2 separate regions of the Homo sapiens genome follow, and region 1 is linked to region 2. A link is a loop called in an ENCODE intact Hi-C map of the cell type or tissue named here. Cell type or tissue: PC-9. All regions are shown on one strand. Links, peaks and the distances in the headings refer to the core of each region. The heading gives the core; the rest is flanking DNA. Region 1 has its middle 120 kb from the start of PALM2AKAP2-AS1. Region 2 overlaps PTPN3 (protein tyrosine phosphatase non-receptor type 3).

Evidence for each region. Peaks named below come from ENCODE experiments on the same cell type or tissue, not always from the same donor. Only the 100,000 strongest peaks of a DNase experiment are listed, where the experiment ranks them.
Region 1: it touches region 2 in a loop (29-fold over the local background); 3 of 110 quality-filtered maps call a loop at or near these places.

The regions. Positions count from the first base shown.
Region 1 is chr9:109,645,208-109,657,663 of GRCh38, forward strand. It overlaps a transcript of PALM2AKAP2 not described here. Among named protein-coding and RNA genes, the nearest start is that of PALM2AKAP2-AS1, 120 kb to the right of the region's middle. In PC-9, for the core only: CTCF peaks have their summits at 7,977 (motif pointing left) and 8,179; a DNase peak (open chromatin) is centred at 7,934.
Region 2 is chr9:109,435,979-109,448,434 of GRCh38, forward strand. It overlaps PTPN3 (protein tyrosine phosphatase non-receptor type 3), which reads right to left. Exons shown (of 26, transcript NM_002829.4): 7 at 9,262-9,314; 8 at 2,136-2,256; 9 at 905-992. Among named protein-coding and RNA genes, the nearest start is that of PTPN3, 56 kb to the right of the region's middle. In PC-9, for the core only: CTCF peaks have their summits at 4,910 (motif pointing right) and 5,112; a DNase peak (open chromatin) is centred at 4,963; H3K27ac peaks cover 1,064 bases.

The DNA.
Region 1 (12,456 bases), core at 6,600-9,099, 210 kb after region 2:
AGGAGGAGCAAGTCACATCTTATGTGGAGGGCAGCAGGCAAAAAGAAAGCTTGTGCAGAGAAACTTCAATTTTAAAAACCACCAGATCTCATGAGACCCATTCACTATCATGAGACCAGCAAGGGAAAGGCCTGCCCCCATGATTCAATCATCTCCCACCAGGTGCTTTCCAACACATGGGAATTGTGGGAGCTACAAGACGAGATTTGGGTGGGGACACAGAGAGAAACCATATCACCAAGGTTTCCAATTTAAAATGAAACCTAGTGAAAATGAGGATACATAGTCATTTTTTTCACAAGTATTGTTGGTTTTAGTAAAATAAGAGCTTCTTAGTTTAAGAAAAAAAAAAAAACCCCAGCCATAAAAGAGAATAAAATCATGTCCTTTACAGCAATGTGGATGGAGCTGGATGCCATTATCCTAAATGAGCTAACTCAGAAACAGAAAACCAAATATTGCATGTTCTCATTTATAAGTGAGAGCTAAATGATGTGTACACATGGACATAAAGATGAAAATAATAGATACTGGGAACCTCAAAACAGGGAAGGGTGGGAAGGCACAAGGGTTGAAAAATTACCTATTGAGTACAGTGTTCACTATTTGGGTAATGGGTACATTAGAAGCCCAGTCCCCACCAGTATACAATATACCCATGTAACAAACTTGCGCATGTACTCACCTGAATCTAAAATAAAATAAAATTTACAAAAGGTCTATCTTGGAAAAGAAGAAAAGTCTAATTTCCACCTTAAGAGGCTAGAAGAGCAAACTAAATCCAAAGCAAGCAGAAAAAGAAATAAAAGAAAGAAAGAAAAATCTAGGTAATAAACAAGAAAAGAGGGTACTAACTGATTGAAGTTAAAATTTTTCTTAGTGACATGCTCTGTACTGGATGTGTAGAACAGAGAAGACCTACTGGAAAACCAGAAGGTAGGGTTGGTGTCATGTTCTGTACCATGTCAGTGTTCTTGTGTGGTACATGAAACATCAGGCAATGGCAGGTACTTGCTGCCCTCCTGGGTGGGTTGGGTATGAGATCCATGTGTTTGTAGGAATGCACTTTAACACCTGCAGTTATTAATTTGATGCCACACCTATAGATTTTGCCTCACACTTCTCTGGAATGGTCTTCAAAACAGTATGGGATCCAAAAGGCACAAAGAACATAACACGAGAACTCTAAGTTGTTGCGATCCCTGTAAGCCCTGGGGCTCTGACAATGTGGGTGGCAGCCTTGGACCAGAAGTGGCATTCCCCATCACCAGTCAGATGCCTGTTATCACATGGACTTAGGCTTATAGCATCCAGTGGTGATCATGAAACATCTGAAGTTTGATTCTGCAAATGAATAAATCTAGGTTCATGAAAGAATAAGTGCAGTAGGGACATTAAGTTACAGATAACTTAAGGTTCTTAACATATGCCTTCATTCATTCATCCAGTAACTCATTTAGTTAGCAAATATTTATTGAATACTTTCTATGTATGAAGCACTGTGATAGGTACTTGCGATAAATGGTGATTAAAAACATCCCTTACCCTGTCTTCAAGGAGCTTACGGCTTAGTCTATGTGTGACTATGGATACTTTGTGAGTTTGAACTATTTTTCTTGCTGAATCAGTCTTCTGATGACACAAAATGTGGCATTTCGTGTGCTCAGCATATGGTGGGCATTAAACAAATGTGTTTAGAAATGTGTAAGACTTTTAGAAGTTAATTTCTATGATGAAAGTAATGTATGCTTTTTAAAACAATTCAAATATTACGGAAGTTTATGAAGTAAATATCCCCATTTTCCATTCTCTCACTCATATCTCAGTTCCTAGAGGTGATTACCATGAACGCTTGGGAAACCTCTTTCCAGATATTTTCCATGCAAACATCATAGAGTTGGAAACACTTATATATATATATAGGTTTAAATATTTCTTTTACATAAATGAAATCATACCACATATGTTGTTCTGCAGCTTGCTTTTTCCACTTCATATTATATTCTACATACTTTTTCTTATCAATGTATGTCAGCCTGTGTAGCTCAGTGGTAAAGCACATGCTTTGAATATCAATATATACACATCTACTTCATTCACTTTTATAAAACTGCTTAGTATTTACTTTTGGAATATCATTAACCAGTTCTTCATGATGAAGAGTTAGACTTGTTTCCACTTTTTGCTACTATTTTCAATGCTACAATGAACATCCTTGTCCACACTGCAAATAAGTCTGCATACAATTTTCTAGAAATGAAATTGCTGGGTGAGTGAATATGCACATTGTGAATTTTGTTAGATATTGCCCAGGTGCCTCCGGAAGTATTGTATCCCTTTACATTGCCATTCATCATGTTTGAGAGCCCCTGTTTCCCCAAATCCTTGACAACCCTAGCCACATTATATATTCATATTTGAATATTTATGTTTGACTAGTCTAACTTGATGTACATCATCACTGTCAGTGGTCGTGGTCTGTGCTCTTGCTCTGTCTACTTGTCACTTTCTCAGAGAGCCCTAGTAAGCCACAAGGTGCAAATGTTCAGAAGACAGTGAAAATCACTTACAAAGACAAAGCTTAAAATATCTCATTGACTTTTAAAAGTGATCAAGTGATTGTTTTACAGTTCATCAAATTTAGACTTTATTGATAGATTTCTTACCTTAAAGTTGAGGAAATGAGCACATGTCACTTAGCCCCCCTTTTACCATTTGTTGCAGTTATAGTGTGATATAGTTTGGCTCTGTGTCCCCACCCAAATATCATCTCAAACTGTAGTCCCCATGTGTTCAGGAAGGGACCTGGTAGGAGGTGACTGGATTATGGGGATGGTTTCCCCCATGCTGTTCTCATGATAGTGAGTGAATTCTCACAAGATCTGATAGTTTAAAAGTGGCAGTTTCCCCTGCTCTTTCTCTCTGTCCTGCTGCCATGTAAGACGTGCCTGCTTCCCCTTCCACCATGATTGTAAGTTTCCTGAGGCCTCTCCAGCCATGCAGAACTGTGAGTCAATAAAACCTCTTTGTTTACAAATTATCTAGTCTCAGGTAGTATCTTTATAATAGTGTGAAAATGGACTAATACTTAGTGTTAGTTTTATGTTTTCAAAGTTTTTAGCATTTGCAAATTTGAACATAATTCTCTTAATTCATTCAATCGACGGATTCTTTTTGAGTGCCCTTTTCATCCTAGGCACTGCTCCAAGCACTGAGAATACAGCAGTAAATTGTCAAAGAGGCAAAGGAGCTTATATTGTGTTAGAGGAGACAGACAATACATATATTACATATATACTTTGTCAGGAAGCAATAAATGTTAAAAAAATTAAGCACATTAGGAGACTGGAGAGTGATGGGAGGGTTATTTTTGATAGTGTCATCAGGGAACAGGTTTCTGACTTGGTAAGTTTGGATAGAGACTTGAACAAGGTGAGGGGATGAGACATACAGAAGAAGGAAGAGCAGTTGCAAAGGTCCTGAGGCAGGGCCATGCTTTGTGGGCTCAGTGTTAGTCTTGGATCTAAATGCAGTCAGAACACCACCAGCCCTTTCATCAATGACATCCTCTTTTTTGAGCATCTTATAGGTTGATTTAGTGTTTAGTTAAAAGGGTTTGTTTTCAAACAGGGCCAAAGTGTATTAAATTCTAAATGCCTGTTGGTTGTTTCTATGAACAAACAAGTTGAATGTGTATAAAATTATAGAATCATGTTTTTAGCCCCTCATAATTCTCCAAGATGTCATTCCATTGTGTTCTGGCATTGACCCTTGCTCTGGGAAGGTCTGAGGCTAGACTATTTCTTCTTTGTAGATGGCTTGCCTACTCCCATCCCTCCCACTCCTGCAATTTTTTTTTTTGGCTTTGATGCTGATCAAGTTATTTTTAAACACTGAAAGTTTGGTAACTTCTCTTTGATATTTCTTACTGTAAGTCATTGTGTTGTTGTTTTTTTTTTCTGGAAAATGGTAGTTCCTTTGTTCTGAAGAGTCATATTTTCCTTTATTTTTTTGTAAAGATATTTTCCCTGTGGCTTTCAATTGAAGAATCTATTTGTTCTGTTATCTACCACAGGGACATCTATTACCCATTGCTCTCCATAACTATTAATTCTGAATTTTTCTCATTTTTTTCCTGATGTTCCTATGAGTTTCCTTACATTTAAAAGTCTGTCATGTAGATAGTTGACTCTCTTTTTAAGCAGCAGTTTCTAAGTAGGGCTCACTTCTGAAATGGTTTTATGGTTATCTTCAATTTATTTTCTGGCTTGGCTAGCACATTTTGCACTTTTTAAAATAAAGAGTTCATGTATCCAATTTTTTTGAATGTATGGAGAGTAGTTTATCAGAAAATTATCTGTATTTTTTGGGCTATTTTTCTGAAATGTATTTATCTGCCATTTGCTGGTAACTCATTTTTATAAAAATAATAACTCTGCATATAGAATCTATGCATGTTAATGGCTTTGCATTTATTATCCATTTCCAAATAGAGGTAATTCTATCCAAACCTACTATTTGCCCAAGAATAGGTAGAGGGGATGGAGACAGTGATTTGGGGGAGACATTAGCTTTGGATTGGATATTTTGTCTCATAAAAAATTCTTACAACTCTGCAATATCTTCTGTTCAAAAAAGTTGTGTAGAGAGTGAGCAGATCATTCAGACAGATCACATATCCCAGCTTACTGAGTGTGTGTGAGTTGCGGGAGGGTAGACAGATTTTTGGTGCTTTACCACTACTTGATGACTTGGTTTAGCATTTATGAAGAGAGTGGCAGGGCAAATCGACTACAAAGGTAATTGCTCTTTTCCTTCTATTTTCCTACATCTCTTGCCTTGAGATGATTCCTCCATGTTAAGGTTTTCAGTTTTCGGGTTTTGCAGATAATAAACATTAAGGATTCACACAGTAGTGCCATCGGTGTCACTTTCTCCATCAGTTCACTCTGGTAGGGAACCAGCCCCTTCACACAGATGTCCCCCACGTTTTGCCAGTTCTCACCACCAAACATTGGGCCTTTGTGTACTCTCTCCTTACTTAGAGAGAAATTTGAAAGCCAGTTAAGATCTGTAGAGGACTATATCACCTTTTAGGGTTGTCCACTGATTTAATAAAAATTATACTCTGTTTGGCAGATAATTCTTATAGCTTGTGATTTGAGAATTGTAGCTCTTTGCTAGTTTCATAGTAGATCAATTTATTCATTTATTTATTTGTTTTTTAGAGATGAAGACTTGCTCTGTCACCTAGGCTGGAGCATAGTAGCACAATCAGAGCTCACTGCAGCCTTGAATTCCTGGGCTCAAGAGATCTTCTTGCCGCAGGGCCCAAAGTAGATGGGACTATAGGCATACACCATCATGCCTGGCTAATTTTTAAATTATTTTCATTTTTATTAGAGATAGGCTCTCACTAAGTTGTCCAAGTTGGTCTCAAATTCCTGGCCTTAAGCAATCCTCCCACTTCAGCATCCCAAAGTGCTGGGATTATAGAGGTGAGCCACCATACCTAGCCTCACAGTAGACACAATTTTCCTTCCAATTTTTCCTTCTTTTAGTTCATTTCAGCGGCTTTGAGGGAAGCACAGAGAAGACTTTACCATATCTTTGAGTTAATGAATCAATGAATCTTGTGTTTCTACGAAAATAATATTAGTAACTACCAAATGTCATTGTTATTAACAAATCTGTTGTTATTATATATCTTTATTCTCTCTCAATTCTTAGGAATGTGTATGGCAAAAAAAGAGTTCATGAATGAGATTATAAATACTTTGCAGTAGAAGTATTTTGGAAAGGGTGTATCTGGTGATGTTCTCCATCTCATCCTTCAAATCCATTTTCTACCCTTCCCTGCCTATGTGCCTCATGAGGCTGTGCTTTGTGCCCTGTGAGGCTGACCTCTATGGACTCCCTCAGCTTGCCTCTCTTACTCTTTGACTTCCTGTTGAGTTGGCTCAATGGAAGGCACCAGCAGGAGAACCATGGATGAGAGAAAATTGAGGTCAGTGTACGGTTTAATCTATGGTTTCTCTTCCTACAGGGCAGTGGGTTGGCCAGGGCATCTTTCCTCTTCTGAAGGCCACAGCAGCCCTTCCTACTGCTACAGCTACAGCTCTCTCCCACTGCTGGTAGCCACTTCCTTCCTTTGCTCCTCTGGGACTTGATGTGGCGATGGCTCCCTTATCACTTTGTTAGCCCCTGGGTGCTTCACCATTGCTGTGGGTTACTGTCAGCTCTGCCTTTGCCTTTGTAAAGCAGTCTCTTTATTAAGATTATTTCAATTATCCAGTTGGAGTATGCCATCTGCTTCCAGCTGGGATCCTAGCTCACACAGCATGTGAGGATAGAAGCACTGAAAGTCTTATGAGAACCCTTCTTATTGCCGGGATGGAATCTGGTGATTTCTGTTTGTTCATACATTCTGGTCATTGGACCTCAAGGTTCCAATATAGGGAAGAGATATTGAGTGTTGTTATGTGCACACTCAAATATTTAAGAAGGAGACACTCCTATTCCACAGATATCAAAGTGCTCATTTACTTCCCACTGAAAGATGTCATTTTCTTATATATAACTTATAATAAAAATTCCCCAAATTTGATGCCTTAGAGGGAAGACCAATCTCAGTTATGAGTAGGCTTAATCAAAATTTTATTTTATTTAAAGAAATGAAATCTCATTTCTCTTCATTATAGGAAGGAACATTCCTGGTCGAAATTCTGTTTTTGTAAATAGGTCTTTATAGTATTTGATGTGCTATTTAAAAATGTGATAATTTAACCTATTAATAGTACATAAATGGATGCTACCTAAATTACTGCCAAGTCAATTAAGTCTATACCATCATGTGTAATCTTTTTCACAGATAGTACAAAAGCATAAAATATAGTGTAATGAAAATGTGTGTTTCACAAGTTCTGAATAAATGGGTTATAAATTAAATATATCACAATCCACTGACTTTTATATAGTATTTTGATATAGTTTGGATATTTGTCCTCCCACCCAGATCTCATGTTGAAATGTGATCCCCAGTGTTGGCAGTGGGGCCTAGTGAGAAGTGTTTGAGTCATGAGGGTGGATCCCTCATGAATGGCTTGGTACCTTCCCTGAAGTAATAAATTAGCTCATGCAAGAGCTGACTGTTTAACAGAGCCTGGCACCTCCTCCCCTCTCTCTTGCCATGTGACACTCCTGCTCCCCTTCACCTTCTGCCGTGAGTGGAAGCTTCCTGAGGCCTCACCAGAAGCAGATGCTGGTGTTATGCTTCTTGAACAGTCTGCAGAACTGTGAGCCAAATAAATCTGTTTTCCTTATAAATTACCTAGTCTCCAGTATTTCTTTATAGCAATGCAAAAACAGACTAATACATATCTCATACTTGAAAAGTCAGTTGTTGTTTAGACTGCTTGCCCTACTTTTAATACTTCAATTTCTCTGTCAATCATGTTTATTTATTAATTCATTCAACTCATAATTATTAAGTACCTGGTATGTGCCAGACACTTTTATGGGTATCTGTGGTACAAATAGGAGTAAGACATTGTCTTTGCCTTCATAGGGGTCACAATCTAATGAGAAACATAGTTGGTCAGGTAATTATAATAAAACATGGCAAGTGTTTATTCAAAGGAAAGGTTTGATGGAATACTATCTGTCAGAGGCACATAGCCTTGGGGCAGGAGCCTAAATGAATTTTAGGAGTCCAGGGATTCTAAGATGAGGTCAAAATCCAAGCCTATTTCATAGCCCTTGAAATTAATTTAGCATAAAAAAATCTTTAATGTTTGGACTAGTCATCTTACAACTGGTTAAGTCATTTACTTAAAAAATTAGCAACCCAAATCCTGTATTAAAACTAGTTTGAATAACCGACTTAACCTTCAACTCTTTTAGTTTGCACTATGACTAATGCTGCCTCCGTGATCATGGGTGAGGCAGCATTGTGGAGAATGCCTGCCCCCTTGAGGAATCAGAAACTCAGCTTTCAGATGATGGTGCAAAGTGGGATCACAAACAAAATGAAACAAAAAACAAAGAACAAAAAGGAAACAACACAAAAACCAAAACAGAACAAACAAAACGATATGAAGATTTGGTGGGCACTGCTAAACCCTTTGTAGATACTTGGTTTTAGTCACGTTTGCTGAGATCACATCGAAAGCCTCTGAACCTCTGAAAGGCATTAAAAGTTGTCCCACTGCACCTATGAGCCATCCAGAGAAACGTTAAATAAGTTGGTCCAGAAACACTTTTGAAGTCCTCCATCCTTTCAATACTTTTCTTACTTCTTTGCTTCTGAGCGGGAGGTGCAGCATTTAAAATCAAAGACATTAATAATAAGGTCTCATTTCCTAAGACAGCATCTTTCCCACTGCAATGTGCATATGAATCATTTGGGGTCATGTTGAAAAGCAGATCCTGATTCTGTAGATAGGGGGTGTAGTTGGGGGGTTCCTGTGTTCCCAACAAGCTTCCCAGGAGGTGATGCTGATGCTGCTGGTCTGCAGACCACACTCTGAGTAGCAACATTCTCAGTGCAAATATAGAGCACAGGGCTTTATATAACACAAGATGTGGGTGTGGGGTTCCTCATCCTTTTACATTTCCCATCCTAAGACAATCTCATAGTAGGCGAGTCTGATGATGAATTGGAGTTCAACAATCTGTGTGTGGAACAAGTAAACACACAGAGCAAAACCTGGCTCTTCATTTTAATTGGCACAACTTAGCAGTTACATGTGGATAGGCAAAGTCTCTATTTTTTGGGAAATCAGAATGGGGTAGGGGTTAGCCAATAAGTGTATATGAGATAGATAAATGCAATCTTATCTTTTAAAATATGATTTGAAAATTTTGTGGTCATAAATAATTTATATCCTAAAAATATTCTTCTTTGGTCAGTCCTTTAATATTTTAAAAGTAGTGAATCTAATTGTTTATGGCCTCATGTGGCTGTAAGCCATAATATCTTGGTATAAATCTCTAGTTATGATTATATGGATATAATATGAATATGATGTGTTAGGCCCAAGAAGCTCGTGGTATTCCATTTTCTGAACAAGATCAATAAACTCTGGGATCCTTACTATTAAAAGCAAGGGAAAAGCAACTTGTTTTGTAAAAGATAATTCAAACATGTTAGTAAGTTGTGTTTTCATTTATGTGAGATGAGAATTATCTCCAAAACTCTTTCATTGTAATGGGAGCTAAGCTTTATAAAGACAATGCATATTTGTTAATTAGACTGCACAGAACAAGGTTCAGTTATGGATTCTTGATTGCTTGGTAAAATGATGGCTCTTCAAACCTAATTACATTTGGGTGAGCTAAAGCACAGTTCTGAAGGACTCAATATGTTCACTCCCAGCCTTCATCAGCTGTACAATTTGCTTTCCTGTTAGTTTTACTTTAGATCTTGAAATTAAAAGCATTTTGTTATATCAGGATGGTGTGTCTATGACTTCAGTGCAAGTAGAGGAGGAGTGTTCTACCCTGGAATAACACAAATTAGAGGTGCCTGTATGTATGTGTATGGTGTGTGTGTGTGTGTGTGTGTGTGTGTATATGTATTAAACTTCATGCTTTTTAAAGCCTCCTTCTAAAATGCCATCTTTCAGATGTGCCTATCTGTGTCTTATTTTGGTAGTTTTTCTTTTCTTTCCCCATTCAACCGTCTCTTGGGAATTAGAAAAGGATTCCTAAGATCAAAATCCCCAATTTTCTGGAAAAGCTTTGGCACTTGTTACTCTCTCCCCACATTTTCCTGCTTCCTAAGATTGGTCAAGGGCAGGGGCCGGGCGCGGTGGCTCACGCCTGTAATCCCAGCACTTTGGGAGGCCGAGGCAGGTGGATCACGAGGTCAGGAGATTGAGACCATCCTGGCTGATGGTCTCAGGGTTTCACCATGTCTCTACTAAAAGTACAAAAAAATTAGCCGGGTGTGGTGGCGGGCGCCTGTAGTCCCAGCTACTCGGGAGGCTGAGGCAGGAGAATGGCATGAACCTGGGAGGTGGAGCTTGCACCGCGTGAGCCGAGATCGGCCACTGCACTCCAGGCTGGGCGACAGAGCGAGACTCGGTCTCAAAAAAAAAAAAAAAAAAAAGATTGCTCAAGGGCAGCCATAGGCCCTCTGGGTGACAAGGAACAGAGATTTATATAGTCCATCTTACAAAATATGGATAAAGGGTCTCTTTCTCTCTATATATATGTATTTTGTGTGTGTGGTAAAATATACATAGCATAAAATTTACCATTGTAACCATTTATAAGTGCATAATTCAGTGGCATTAAGTACATTAACCATGTTGTGCAATCATCACCATTTCCAGAACTTTTTCATCATCCCAGACTGAAACTCTCTACCCATAAAACATCATCTCCCTATTCTCCCCACCCCCTACCCCCCATTCTACTTTTGGTTTCTGTGAAACTGCCTACTCTAGGTGCCCCATATATGTAGAATCAAACACTATTTATTCTTTTGTGTCTGGATAATTTCACTTTGTGTAATGCTTTGAAGGTTTATCCCTGTTGTAGCCTGTGTCAAAATTTTATTCCTTTTTAAGGCTGAATAATATTCCATTGTATGGCTATACCACGTTTTATTATTCATTCATCTATTGATGGACATTTGGGTTGTTTCCCCCTTTTGGGTATCATGAATAGTGCTGCCATGAACACTGGTGTACAAGTATGTGTTTGAGCTTTATATTCTTTTGGGCATAAGGGTTAATAGATATTTATTGAAAGCCTATTATGAGCCAGTACAGTATTTTCTAGAAGTTGAGGCTATTGAGGAAATGGACAGCATCCCAGCCCTTGTATAAACACAAGAATGATAAATAAGCAATTCTAGATACCAATAAAATCCTACCAGAAAAAGAAAATTTAAAAATGGGTTAGAGTATCTGACGTTGGGGCAAAAAGTGGGTATGGGCAACCTCATGTAACATAGGAGGAAGGAGAGCTCCAGGCAAAAGGAATGGCCAGTGCGAAGCCTGAGCTAGAAAGGGCGCCATGGTGGTGGAAGGGGCTCGAGGGTGGTGACTGGGGGAGATGCTGGGGGAGAAGAGGTCAGAGGCTAGGTCAGCCAGACCTTCTAGGCCACTTAGGTCCAGGTGTCACAAGGCTCAAAGTTTATGCAACTTTGAAGGCCCTTGCAGAGGAAGAATAAAAACATATCTTCCTTTTGCAAACTTTACAAAAACATGCCCATCCCTTGAAAACACATTACTAGGTCCCTTCCAGAGTTTTCAGGGGCTCCAAGTGAGGGGCCGTGGCTCTTAAGCTTCAGTGGGTCCACAGTGATCTGTCTCTGAGTGCTGTAGCAAGAGTCTGGCTTTTGTTTAGATGATGAAAGGAAACTATTGGGGGATTTTAAGCAGAGGAGTTACACAATCTGATATGTAGTTTAACAAGATGGTTATGGTTGTTGTGTGAAGAACGGGCTGTAGAGGGCAAAGAGGAATTAGGGGATGAGAGGAGGCTGGAGACCTGTTGCAGGTGAGAACTGAAGGGTGTGATTGATGGCTGTGCCAGTCCGGATGGTGAGAAGTGGTCGGATTTCACAACAGTCTCTGAGGAGAGAATTCAAAATTGGTACTGCTAATGATGGCATAATAGACAAACACACTGTGATATTGATGAGGAGGATTCTTCCTTTCCTTTCATCTTAGCCTCCTCAAGCCTCTGGTCTCACCATTATATTGTAGCAATATTGTCAATCATTTGAGTTTAGGAGCTAAGAGGTCCCTCCCAACTATATTGAAGCTGTATGATGTTCACCTTGGCTACAGTCAACACTTATTTCTCAAATGAAGTTACATTGCCTTGTGGCTAAAAGCTTTGACACTGAAAAATGTATTCTCTGTAAAAGAGATGTCAGTGTATCATATTAAAGGTCAGAGATGCCCCAGGGTCAGAATCTCTGTGGTCCTAGCCAAACATTTTGTAAGAAAAAAATTCTCAACCACTGTGAGATTGTTTCAGATTCAGGAGCAAAGCAACCATTTGTCATTTGCAATTTATGATATTTTGCTTCTTCAGGCACCAGCCTGATGGCCTTTCATCTGGACCATGAAATATCATGACTGATTGGTTTTTTGAGGAGGGAGAATGTTCACACTTTTCAAACCAGCACATCTGGGGGCTAAGAAGGAAGCTTTGCTTGGGAGGAATCAGCCAGTTGTTTAGTGTGGTGGCTTTATGTTTTCTGAGAACAAAAGCAATATGGTATTTGTGTGTGTGTGTGTGTGTGTGTGTGTAAAATCAATGGAGGGTCTTGGGAGCAGGGGAGACAGAGGGAGAGAAATACAGCGGAAGAGAGGATGACAGAGAGAGAGAGACAGACAGACAGAGACAGAAAGAACATACCCATACTGTGTAAACACATTTCTAGGAAACAGAAACGGAAAGACAGGTTGATTGCCTTGAGGGAGCGAGTTGGTA
Region 2 (12,456 bases), core at 3,965-6,464:
AATCTGATCATTTACTCAATCTCTATGAGCCTCGGTTTTCTCATCTATAAAACGGGAATAACTAGAATGTCGATTTCACAAGGTTTCTATGATCACAAGGTGAGACCTTATGGTCTCATATGAAAGCATCTGGATAAAGGCTAGTATATAGTAGGTGCTCAATTAATTTTTGCTTCCTTTTGGATATGATGTGGACCAATCACAGGTAGAAAACGTATGCCACTGATCAAAGGTCAGATGCTAATTAGACAGTGAGGGGTCATGTGCTGAAGCTACAACTTGTGTGCTGTGTGACCTCGGTTATGTCCCTGAGTATCAGTTTCTCCATCTGTAAAATGGGGTTAATGATAACATATGGAACTCATGGTATTACCGCAGGAAATAATCCACTGGTGCATAGAAATTGCTTGACAGATGACAGATGTTAGTAAATCCTACTAAAGTAGCCACAACTAATTTCAAATATTTATTGATTTTAACAATTATATCACCATAATCTTTTTAAAAAAACTATCATATATGAGTAACTATCTCCAATTTGAGCAACACTTGAGATTAAGTAGTAGAAATCTTGGCTCCTTAAACCGTCACCTGAAAAATGAATTTATACCTATTTTTTGCCTTTTAAAACCATAATATAAAATGGTCTTACAAAAATTACTAGTTTCTAGTCCCCTAACCCTTCAAAAGGGAAAAGTCTTCAAGTACAAAAGCAAACATTAAAAAAAAGCAATTGGACAAATGACCAACAAAAAATTCAGCATTACTTAATAAACCTTCCAAATATCTTTTAAAAAGTCCTGTTATAATGAAAAAGAAATAGTTTCATCAAAGAATTTTTCAAACTCTCAGAGATTAAAATAAAAACATAATGTTTGAGCCAAGACATAACAAGAATACATACCCTACCACTGTGCAGTTCTACTCCATAGAAGTCGAGGGTCCGCGCTATGTTGATATAGCAGGATTCTGCTTCTGATTGTTTTAGCCCACTACGGAAGAAAAGACAAAAAGCAGAGTTCATCCAATAAAGAGAGGGCATTAACTCCAATTTTAAAAAATCTAGAACATTTGATACCATTTCTGTAAGGTTATTAAATGCCTTATGTTATCAATCTTCAGCAATCTAATGCTAAATTCTACTAAAGCAAGTTTTTATTCTTATCCATTGAATGTGACTCCCTCTAGACCCTCTTGTTTTTAAATTAAATAATACTTCCCCTTTAGTGGGCTCACAATATTCAGACGGAGAAGACTGTTACCTTTCAGAATCCCTGCCCTAATTATTCCAAGTTGCTAATTAGTAGGGAATCTTTAGGTCTCTCTGCCTTTATCTCTTCTTTTGGCAGTGGCCTCAAACTTTCAAACGCCACTGGCCCCGTACTATTTTAGGAGATTGACTTCTGCCCTGGGAGTAATTCTGGGAGAGAGGTTTGGCAATGCCTTCTTAGAAAGGACACTTGGTTGCCTGGCCTTTGTTTTTATGGCTTTCCCAAGAAGAGAGCAGCCCCTTGAGAGCTGGCCTTCTTGGTCAGGGTGGCCTTTATTTGACCTGGACTGCACAGCTGCTGCTGTAGCTTTAAGTAAAACAAGGAAGGGGAAGAGCAGCCAGAATTGGGCATATGTGTTGGAGCTGAGGCTCGCAACAAATACGCAGGGGCAACTGCAGAAGACTCATGCTCCCCACTTGGACATAGGGCACTTTTCATGAACTGAACACAGGAGACTGGTCAGCACTGTACGTCCATCTGTCTGTCTGTTTAACAAGACCTGAAGGAACAGCTTGTTTTATTAAATGTGGTAAACTGCTAAGAGGTTTACCTTGGTACAGTCCATTGGTGGGGCAATCAGATTTCAAAATGGGCATTTCCTTCAGGAATTTACTGATTTCAATGACATCCTGAAAAGGACGCAGCAGCTATCACCCTAAACTCTTACTGGATTTTACACTTTACAGAAATGCTAGTTATGCCAAATATATCTGCCACCATACCAGCTCAAAGGTTCAAAAACCCCCGACATCTTGAAAGAGGATTCATGCACAAAAGAAAGAGGCTGCATCAAACACAAAGGGATATGATGTCTGAAAATACCCAACCCAAGTCCCCAAAGTAGGCCACCCCAGCCCCCCTCACCTGTGCTGCTCATGCAGAGATTCGACTTTTGTTAAAAAGTCCTCATTTTGATCGGGTATAAAGTGACTATCGGAAAGATAGCCTGGATGATGTATGGAAGAATTATAGTCTCCAAAATGAGCTATCAAGACAGAAGAAGGGGAAAATCATAATTAGTTTTGCCTTTTTAATATGGTTTGCATTTATAAGCATCTACAGCATCATCAGAATAACATTAATTAGAAATACTCTTCTGGTAAGTTCTACACCACATGAACTGAAGCTTCTCACTAGCTCCAGATTCCACACTTATCTGAGCCTTCACTATAGGCTAAGATACTATCACACATGATCCAATCAAATTCTCATTCTCCCCAAGGACACAGAGGGAGAAAATTAGGAGACGGTGTTTGAACCTAGGCCCTGTTCTAATCCCACACCTCTTCCATACACTGTGGTCAGCACAGCAGTTTGCACTCATGCCACTGGATAAAGAGAACCCACTGGGGGAAATGCCACAATCCATATGCCACACACGGTGCAGGCTTTCTCTGCCATACCCCAAGGTTACCATAACACTGGACCAATCTGCTCTAAAAACTGGGTGTAGGCAGAAGGGAGGCCATGCCGACCTGACCACTCTCCACATCCTGACCCATCCCCTGGGATTCAGGGAGGTGTGGAAGAAAGGGGACCAGGATGTGCTCAGAGGCCACAGGGACAAAAGGTGGGTGGGAGTGGGGCTGAATGGTCAGGGCTCAGGCAACAGCAAAGTTCCTAGGGAGAAAGACACATTCTAAGGGGAGTCAGAAGATATGAAGAGAGATTCTGGGGCTATCAGGGGAATCACATTAGGGACCTGCAGGTGCAGAGGGAAAAGGAAGGGTGACTTCCAGACTAGCCCCTGGGCAAAATGGTACTGCTCCCTTGAGACCCTTGACTGTTGTCTGCCAATGTGAATTGAATTGTTGATGCCTATGATGTGATGGGCATTCTTGAGAGTTGTGCAGTGCTCAACCTGTACAAGTGTCCATGGCTGCCTCAAGGACTCAAACCATTTGGGTGTCTGGACCATTGAGGAAACTGGGAAAAAGGATGGCACCAGGTGAAGAGCAAAGGACCAGGCTTATGGGACCTGAGGACATCCATTTCCCTTCTCCACAAGTTTTCCCATTTGTCTAAAAACAGAATTGAGGAGATAATCTCTACCTCTAATGGGGCAACCGATCTCGTATTCCATTTTCTTGACAAACAAAACAAAAAAAAGCTTCTACTTCATCTTTAAAAAAAAAATTAGTCCTGATCTTTCCAAATATTTTAATGAATTTCTTCCTGTAGCTCGCTGCAATGCCAGGAGCCTCCTGAGGACTCTCAATTCAACACCAAAGATTTCCAAATCAAATAACTCCTTCTCTGTTACAAGGGCAGAGTATGGGAAAGATATGGTGATACTTTGTGGCCAATCTCAGAAGGGAAGTGGGTGAGACAGGTAGCTGCTTGGGTGAATTTCACCATGAAGTTGAAAGGGCAATGCAGCCGGGCATGGTAGCTCACGCCTGTAATCCCAGCACTTTGGGAGGCCAAGGCGGGTGGATCACCTGCGGTCAGAGGTTTGAGACCAGCCTAGCCAACATGGTGAAACCCCATCTCTAGTATAAATACAAAAATTAGCCAGGTATGATGGTGCATGCCTGTAATCCCAGCTACTTGGGAGGCTGAGGCATGAGAATCGCTTGAACCTGGAAGGCAGAGGTTGCAGTGAACCGAGACTGAGCCACTGTACTCCAGCCTGGGTGACACAGCCAGACTCTGTCTCAAAAAAGAAAAAAAAAAAAAGGGAAGATGCAAAGGTTATGTTTCATTCAGCCTTGTTCACCTAACTGCCCTCACAACACAGGGCTGCTCTTTTGAGATCCACACCATAACGAAGGGATCTGTTTCCTTCCTACACTGTGCCTCAAGTGCTGGGAGTGGGTCAGACTCACCTTTAGGGCCCCCAGCACCAGGCATGACACACAGTAGGTGCTCAGAAATTTGGGTGCTCAGAACTGATCTGTACAGAGGCTGATGCAAATTTCAGTTCTGGAAGGGGAAAAGGGCAGAGAGCCAAGTGACCAATGCATGCAGACTTGGTCAAGGTTAGACCAGAGGCTGTTAAGGCCAGCCAAATGTGGCCAAGCTGTGGAAAGAAATGTCAAGGCTATGTGGCTGGTGAGTTTGTGCAGGGTTAAGCGCACATGGTGCGTTCACAGGAAATCATTTAAATGCCCTGACACAGCATGCCCAATGAGGAAATTGCTAGAAAGCATTAGAATCACTTCCTTCAAAGCTCTCATGTTAAGAGTGAAGAAATTGCGGTCTGGAAAGGAAAAGACACCTTTGGGACAGGGTCAAGATCAGAACCCAGGTGATCTGAACCCCAGTTAGTGCTCCTACCACCCCACCAGCCTGCCTGCCAGGCCTGTGAGCCGCTGCTGGCCATTTGATGGCAGCAATCATGTCCCCAAAGGCCAACCAAATGCTGTAAATGACTTTTCCTGATCCTCAAGGTGGAGTCCTATGAACCTTTACTCTGTTGGTTTCATTAGCTCATGGAGATCCTCCTGGATCCCAATAAGGTTATCCATCATACCAGTTAACAGTCCCATCCCTGGTATCATTCTGCAAACATGAACAGCAAGGTTCTCTCTTTAGGCAAGTTGCTGACAAATGTTCTGAGCTTCGAACACAACCAATGAGCCTCCCTGTGGGGTGGTTTTCCCTTTAAATCCTAAGCGGCCACTCTGTGCAAAGCTCTGTGCTAACCACTAGGGGGAAACAAAGTTAAACAGTGATAAACATTTGCAAAACACTGGGCGGTTTCACATCGATTTCAATGATGTCATCCCACTTGTTACTCATGGTAACCCTGTGATATAGGCAATGCTTTTTATCCCCACTAAACACATAAGGAAACAGACCCAAAGGGGTCTGCCACTGTTGCTCAGCTGCTAATTTGGAGGCTAGACTCTGACCATAGTCCCTGCTCTTACCTACTTACTATACTATATGCTCCAAACTCCTAAGTAATCCATTTTCCTATCTGTGAGAAAGCAACACATGCAAAAGCTAATTATAGCAAACAAAAAAGGAAGTGCTTATGTGGGAAATACCTTGTCATTTTAAGTTCCATGCTTTCTTCTGGTTGATAATATTTTATGTTTTGCAGCAAAGAGAGGGTATATCCCAGGTTCCAAAGTACAGCATTTCAAGCTGCCCGGCTGTTGTACTTGGAAAGACTTTTACCTGCTATTCATTCAACTCCAACCTGATCTTAGAGGCGGTTCTCAGGGGTCATTCCTAGGACGTTTTCCCAGATGCTCTCCCCTCTCCCTAAGCAGGATGAAGTGCACCCCTGGTGGCCATCTCCACTGCTAGTATCATCCACATCTGCCTCCCTACAGGCTGTAGACTCCTTGGGGAGAGCAGTGTGTTTTATCCATCTGTGCACCCTGAGGCTGGTACAGACCTCTATGTGGCACAGGTGCAGGGAACATTCTGGAATAAACATATATTCCAAAAAATATACTTTATTCTTTGAGCCTCATAAAGCCTTGGCAGGCCATTAACAATTTTCCATCATTGTATATTTTTGGGTACTTTACCTGAAGATCACTTTTTTTTTTTTAAGAGATGGGGTTGCTCTGTTGCTCAGGCTGGTGTGCAGTGGCATGATCATGGCTCACTGCAGTCTCTAATTCCTGGGGTCAAGCAATCCTTCCACCTCAGCATCTCAAGTAGCTGGGATTACAGGTGCAAACCACTATGCCGGACTTTATTTTTTATGTAATAAGAAAATGTGCTTTTGGTTAGCTGGTCACAGTGAGGACTTATATCAGATGCCCCTCTTGGAAGAATTTAGCAAAATATATCATAAAATGTAGGTGTACCTTTTGATCCAGTAATTTCATATACAATAATTAATTTTTTTTTTGAGACAGAGTCTCACTCTGTTGCCCAGGCTGGAGCACAGTGGTGCAATTATGGCTCACTGCAGCCTTGACCTCCAGGGCTCAAATAATCCTCTCACCTCAGCCTCCCCAGTAACTTGAACTACAGGGGTGTACCACCACACCTGGCTAATTTTTGTATATTTTGTAGAGACAGGGTTTCACCATGTTGCCCAGGCTGGTCTCAAACTCCTGGGCTCACGCAATCCGCCTGCCTCAGCCTCCCAAAGCGCTGAGAATACAGGCGTGAACCACCGTGCCTGGCACAAGTATTAATCTTAAAGAAATGTATGCTCTGCAATATATATATTTATTGAGGGTGGAGGGATAAAAGCTTATACTTAAAACTGCTTGCCTGATAAGCCATGATTCTATTAGCATGACAGTAATGTGACTATTTCTACTGAAGCCAGTTTGTACTTTTTAGGTGCCCACAACTTCTTTAGCCCCCATTCTATCAGTTCTTTGCAGAAGGGAACCTGACTACTGAAGCCTGCGATAGAATTCTTTATTTGCTTTTTAAATTTTACTCTAAATAGAATTTACTGTTTACAACAGGCAATTCCCTGACAGCTTTCTTCTGGGCAGACATGAAAATACAGTAAGAGCTAACACTTGACACGTGCCATGCACTATTCTAATAGTTTTACATACAGTCACTCATTTCATCTTCACTACAACCCTTGAAGGAGACACTTATTATCCTCATGGGTCAGGTAATGAAACTGAGGTCTGGAGAAGCTCAAAGTCGGGCAGGTACAAGTGGAAAAGGCAAGACCTAGGTATATGGCTCCAGTCCAGTTCTCAATGACTCAGCCAGGGATGGTCCAACAATAAAGAATTTTTAGTTACAGATCACCTTCACATTATTGCTTAATTTGAACCAAGGTAGCCATATTGAGAGCTGTCTTAAATCACTCACCTCAGTTTTACAGGTGAGAAAACCAAGATTAGGAGAGGCAATCCCACATAACTGGCCACCGGAGACATCAGATTTTTTTTTTTTTTTTTTGAGACAGGGTATCACTCTGTCACAAAGGCTGGAGTGCAATGGCATGATTATGGCTCACTGCAGCCTCAACCTCTGGGGCTCAACAGATACTACCCCCTCAGTCTCCCTAGTAGCTGGGACTACAGGCACCGCACCACCACACCCAGCTAATTTTTCTATTTTTTGTAGAGATGGGGCTTCATAGTGTTGCCCATGCCAGTCTCGACCTCCTGGGATCAAGTGATCCTCCTGCCTCAGCCTTAGAAAGTACTAGGACTACAGATGCACACCACCATGCCCAGATAATTCTTCAGTTTTTGTAGAGACAGGGTCCTACTATAATACCCAGGCTGGTCTCAGACTCTGGGGTTCAAGGGATCCTCCCGTCTCAGCCTCCCAAAATACTGGGATTACATGCGTGAGCCACCACACCTGGCCAGGGATGCCAGGATTTAAATTGAATATGCCTATATTCTAGTTAGTGTTCCTGCCTCATAAACCTGAAGCTCAGGCTGTGAACACCAAACTTGCTCTGAGACATGGGGAGGCTCAGTCTCCTCAGCTGATTGGCCTGGCAGACACAGAGTTCACAAGGTCTACAGATCATAAGAATACAAACTGGTGACCATGCCACTTCCCATATGGATGTGAAATGGCCGGGCCTGTCCCAGGTATATTGTAGGGAGAAGGGAAGGTTCAAATCCACCCAGGCCCATTCGCCTGTTTTGAGTTTCCCACTAAGGAGGAGGCGATGCAGGTATCGATGGAGAGACTAACTCTGGTACTCGTCTTACTCGTGAATAGGGTCATCTTTGATGTCCCCTGCCCTCCACCTCCTGGTTCCATGCAGGTGGGTGGGTAAGCTGCAGGCCCAGCCACCTTGCTCTTCACCTCCTTCATTTCTGTTCTTTCCTGGTAGGGAAATAGGCAGACCTAGGGCCACCTCAGGAGTCCGTCAGCCTTCTCTTGCTATTTTGCCTGTTCTGAGACCAGAGCAGGGTGTGTAGTTCAGCCAGTGCCTGCTCTCAGACCTGATCATCTTGCTGCCTTATCTATCTATCACACAGTAGGTCAACAGGGTAATAGGCCAAGATGGTTTGGGCTTCTGGTAGAGGAGATTTCTTAGGTCTGGAGCTGCAAATGGCTCTACCTGAGTACTATGCTGATGAACTGTACTGCCACCACAAAGCTAGCTACTATAAAGTGACATTTTGCTCTCATCTGGCTATACGTTCTTTTCATTGTGCCTACCCAGCATCTACCCACAGGACTTGGAAGGGAATATACCCTCGATAAAGTTTTGCTGATTGAATGAGCGGATTCCTACTCCAGTTTAAACCAGCCTTCAAGAAAATTCCATCTGGACTTTCTATCCAATATGGTAGCCACTAGCGACGTGCGGTTAGTCCAAATTGAGATGTACCGTCAGTGTAAAATCCAGACTGATTTTCAAAGACTTAGTATAAAAAAAATGTAAAATATCTTGCTAATAACTTTGTACATTAAGTTAAAATGCTAATATTTTCAATATATTGCATTAAATAAAACATAAAAAACCTCCTGTTTCGTTTTACCTTTTTTAATGAGTGTACTAGAAAACTTAAGTTACATATATGATTCACATTATATTTCTATTGAATAGCACTGGTATAGATCAATATACAATCCATTAGCTATACTGCAACTCTGAAAAGAAATTCCTAAGATCCCAGTAGTGTTTTAGAGTAGCACCAACCAAGCAGCAGGGGTGACTCCTAGCAAATTTCTTAACCTAGCTGGGTCTAGGTTTCCATGTGTATAAGGGATGACTGATACAAATATTTGTCCCACTGGGATTTGTATGAAGATCAGATCAAATGCCTGAGCAAAGTTTCTGGAAAATGCAATGTGCAACAGCTGTCTGCTGTCTGATGGGCTCCCTTGGAGAAAATTTCACACCACAGTTCATTCATTCCTTTCCCCTTAACCACCTTCCTTAATCTAACATCCCCATGCTACAGGAGAGTGCCAGTCTGAGTAGAAACACATATCTGGACAGCCAGAGATATGCTGCCCAGCAGGATTCCTGGGGAAGAGGGACTTGGTCAAGCAGGAGGAACCAGTGACTTTCTCCACACACTGATCAGAACAACCTGTCCATCCGTGAAATGCTCCCTTTGTGACTTACATTGTACGGCATAGGACGCTAGAACCACTGCTGAGTTAAGAGGGCAGGTTAACCTGTCAGGAGAAAAACATATTAGCAAAGTCACAAGAACCAACAACAGCCTTAAACATTGACAGATCATGCGTAGTAACACATGTCTTTCTTTGCTTTGATCAACCATTACAAAACAACATGAATTGTAACAAAAGCAACTTTATGCTGCACATAAACAGTAAAGGCAAATGTAATACACTAAAATTTTTTAAAAATAAAACCTTTTCATGTTTAAAATAATATCCATCACAAATACCATGAAACTAAAGGACTAATGCTGGCCAGTGTTTTGGCTGCTCAAGAAGGGTCAGGCTCTTATCTCTAAGAGGGGAAAAAAAAGTAAAAAAATTGTACTCTGAGATCAATGGGCAGCCTTTAAATCTTTCTAGTAAAGACCTGAGACTCATCATAGGGCTCTCTAACTAAATTCCTGAGTTCTAATGACCCTTTGGTTCTAGATTACCCTCTTTCTAAAATAGTAACATCCTCTTAGGAGGGACAAGTAGAAAGGTATTTTCAATTTTAAAACCTGCAATTCCTTAATTAAATTAACTAATTACGATGACTTAGGATTCCTTTATCTATTTGCCCTCCTGAAGATCTACAGAGTTCAGTGATCTGTCTCTCAGTCTTCGTGCCATTCACTAGTAATCATGGACTTGGGTTGGCCTTGTTCTCCTTTCCTCTTAAACTCACTGCTTTCCCAGGTGCCCTGTTTCTGCCAATGACTCCACCTCTGTCTTAGGCACATTTTGAATCCTCTGATTGCTCCCTTTTCTTTTCTGCATTCAACTGCAGACTCCACGGCCTGCCCAGGAGCTCACCAGCAGACCTGGAGCAGGGGTCACTGCTGGGCAGAACAGGTTAGGGGAGGGCAGGAAGAAGGGCTTGAAGGGTGGGGAGGTCTCTGATAAACGGAGGAATCCTTAACAGCAACACTGGGAGCCACTGGGACTTTAAAAATTCTTCCCAGCACCCCAGTGGGAAGTGGGGAACACAGTTTCTATGGCAGCCCGTGAAGTACCCAAGATGTGAACCACTCCGCCTTTCTGACAATGCGGCCCTCCAGGGGTTCCGCTTCCTGTCCACTGCACTGTGTGCTGGTTCTGCAGCTGCATATGAAGTCGACTTTCCCTATCTGAGGGGCCCCCATTGTTCCTCAAGTGATGCTGTGTTCCTGCTGGGACTTGCAAATAATCTCCCCAAGGTTACAGATGAGGTCCAGGGATCTCACCTCTGTTTGTTCATCTGGAAATCTAGAGAGCTCGTGGGGAGGATAGGCAGAAACAGGATGAGTATCAGCTATTTGCTCTCCTAACAAGATGGGGTTTGATTAAATCTACGCCAGTGTCCTTGCTGGAGAAAGAGGAGGTGAATGGGATTTGGGGAACAACTTAGAAAAGAGGCTGAGGAGGTTCCCTCTAGATGGAAGAAACAATCCTATGAAGAAACCAGAAAGAAAAACATTCCAAAAACTGTTCCAAATACATACTAGGGAACACCAGAAGCCTCTGTTCTGCTCTCAACTTGGCCGCATGTTCCTAAACACATCCCTTTCTTTCACCTTGGGCTTCAGGGTCTTCACCTGCTGAGTGAAGGGCTTGGATGAGATCAACCATCTTGGAAAGAAGGAGATGACACCTTGAGTGCCGGCTACCATGGACGGCTCAAACAAGTCGGGACAATTTGACACCTAGGAAAAGTGCTCCATATGTTCCACTGGGCCTGTCAAAAGACCCACAGTTACAAATACACAAATCCACATCTGAGAAGCGTTTGGTAGCAGAGACCCTCTCCTCAGAGAGGTGGTGAGGACTTGACAAGGGCCACAGATCTAAGCCAGGATGTGGCCTTAACAGATTTGCCCTGATTCACATGGAAATAACAAGGGGCATTTTGTTTGGAGAAGAAAAACTGAAGACAACCCATTATTTGGAGAATTAGACTAGAAGTTCCTGAGGAGGCAAGGCCCTGGCCTTATTTGACCAGCGTAGTTCGGTGCCTGTCTCATAAAAAGGTGACTGCAAACTATCTGTGGAAAAGACTAAGTGTGCAGAAGAGAAGGAAAGAATGGGTTTCTGCAGCTGCTAAGGACAGCCTGGACCCAGGAGAGGGGTCGGTAATTTCAACCTTGAGTTACCCTAAAATGTAAAAATGCTGCCTCATGAAAGGGTGAGCTCCCCCTCACTGGGGGTGATCAAGCAGAAGCCTGAAGACCTGTAGATTGTGCTGGGGAAGTGACTCATTCCTACCTTGAATGGCAGGATGAGCTAAGTGATGAGAATTCTATAATTCTATGAGTGCTCAATAGTCAACAGCTCTGGAAATCCTTTCCTCAAGGTGTCTCTTGCTTCTAACTATCCACCTCCTCTCTCCACAAACTTCACTGCCATGCCCCCAGGTCTCTGGCCTGGATGCTACAATAGCTTCCTTGAAGGCTGTCCATTCCCTTCCATCCAGACTGAACCGCCCCTGGCCTCTGCCAGTCTTCCCTTGTGCACAATGATACTATCTTTGTGGATATGGCTCTTGCCACATCCTTCCTGCTTAAAAACCTTCAACAGTTCTCTTCTGCCTGCTAGATGTAAGATGCCCGCCTACGTAGGACACGAACAGCCCTCTCTATTCTCCTGTAAGCTCTCAGCATGTGGTTTCCAAGTGGGACTGTCGGGGGTGGGGTGTCTTCTCACTGCCCAGGGAAATCCACCTCCTCACTTCTCTACCCAACCCAATTCTGGCTCATCCTAGCAATCTATAAAGACTTTTCTAGCTCACACCAGCAGGAGCTCCTCAAGTCTTATGACAACTGTTGTCTCTACTGCCCATATTGGTTCTAATTGTTTCCTAATTGCTTCATGGGATACTGTCTCATTTCCCCAGTGAGACTCCAGCTCCCTCATGGTACAGCACGCTGGTAACCTCTGAAGACCCTCCTCTCCAGGGCTAAACTCACAGGGGTTGGGGGTGCGGTGAAGAGACTGGGAATAAGCTGTGCTCTTCCCACCAGTTTACCTGCTGCAGTTTCTTCCCTAAGTCAAGAAAAGGAGGTAGCTCAGGGACCATCGGCTTGGAATTTCCTCTCCCTTCTAGCTACTGAGATGGTCTTGGTAACACAAGAAGCACTGAATCACAGGCAAATGAGCAAAAAGCCTCCCAGAGAGA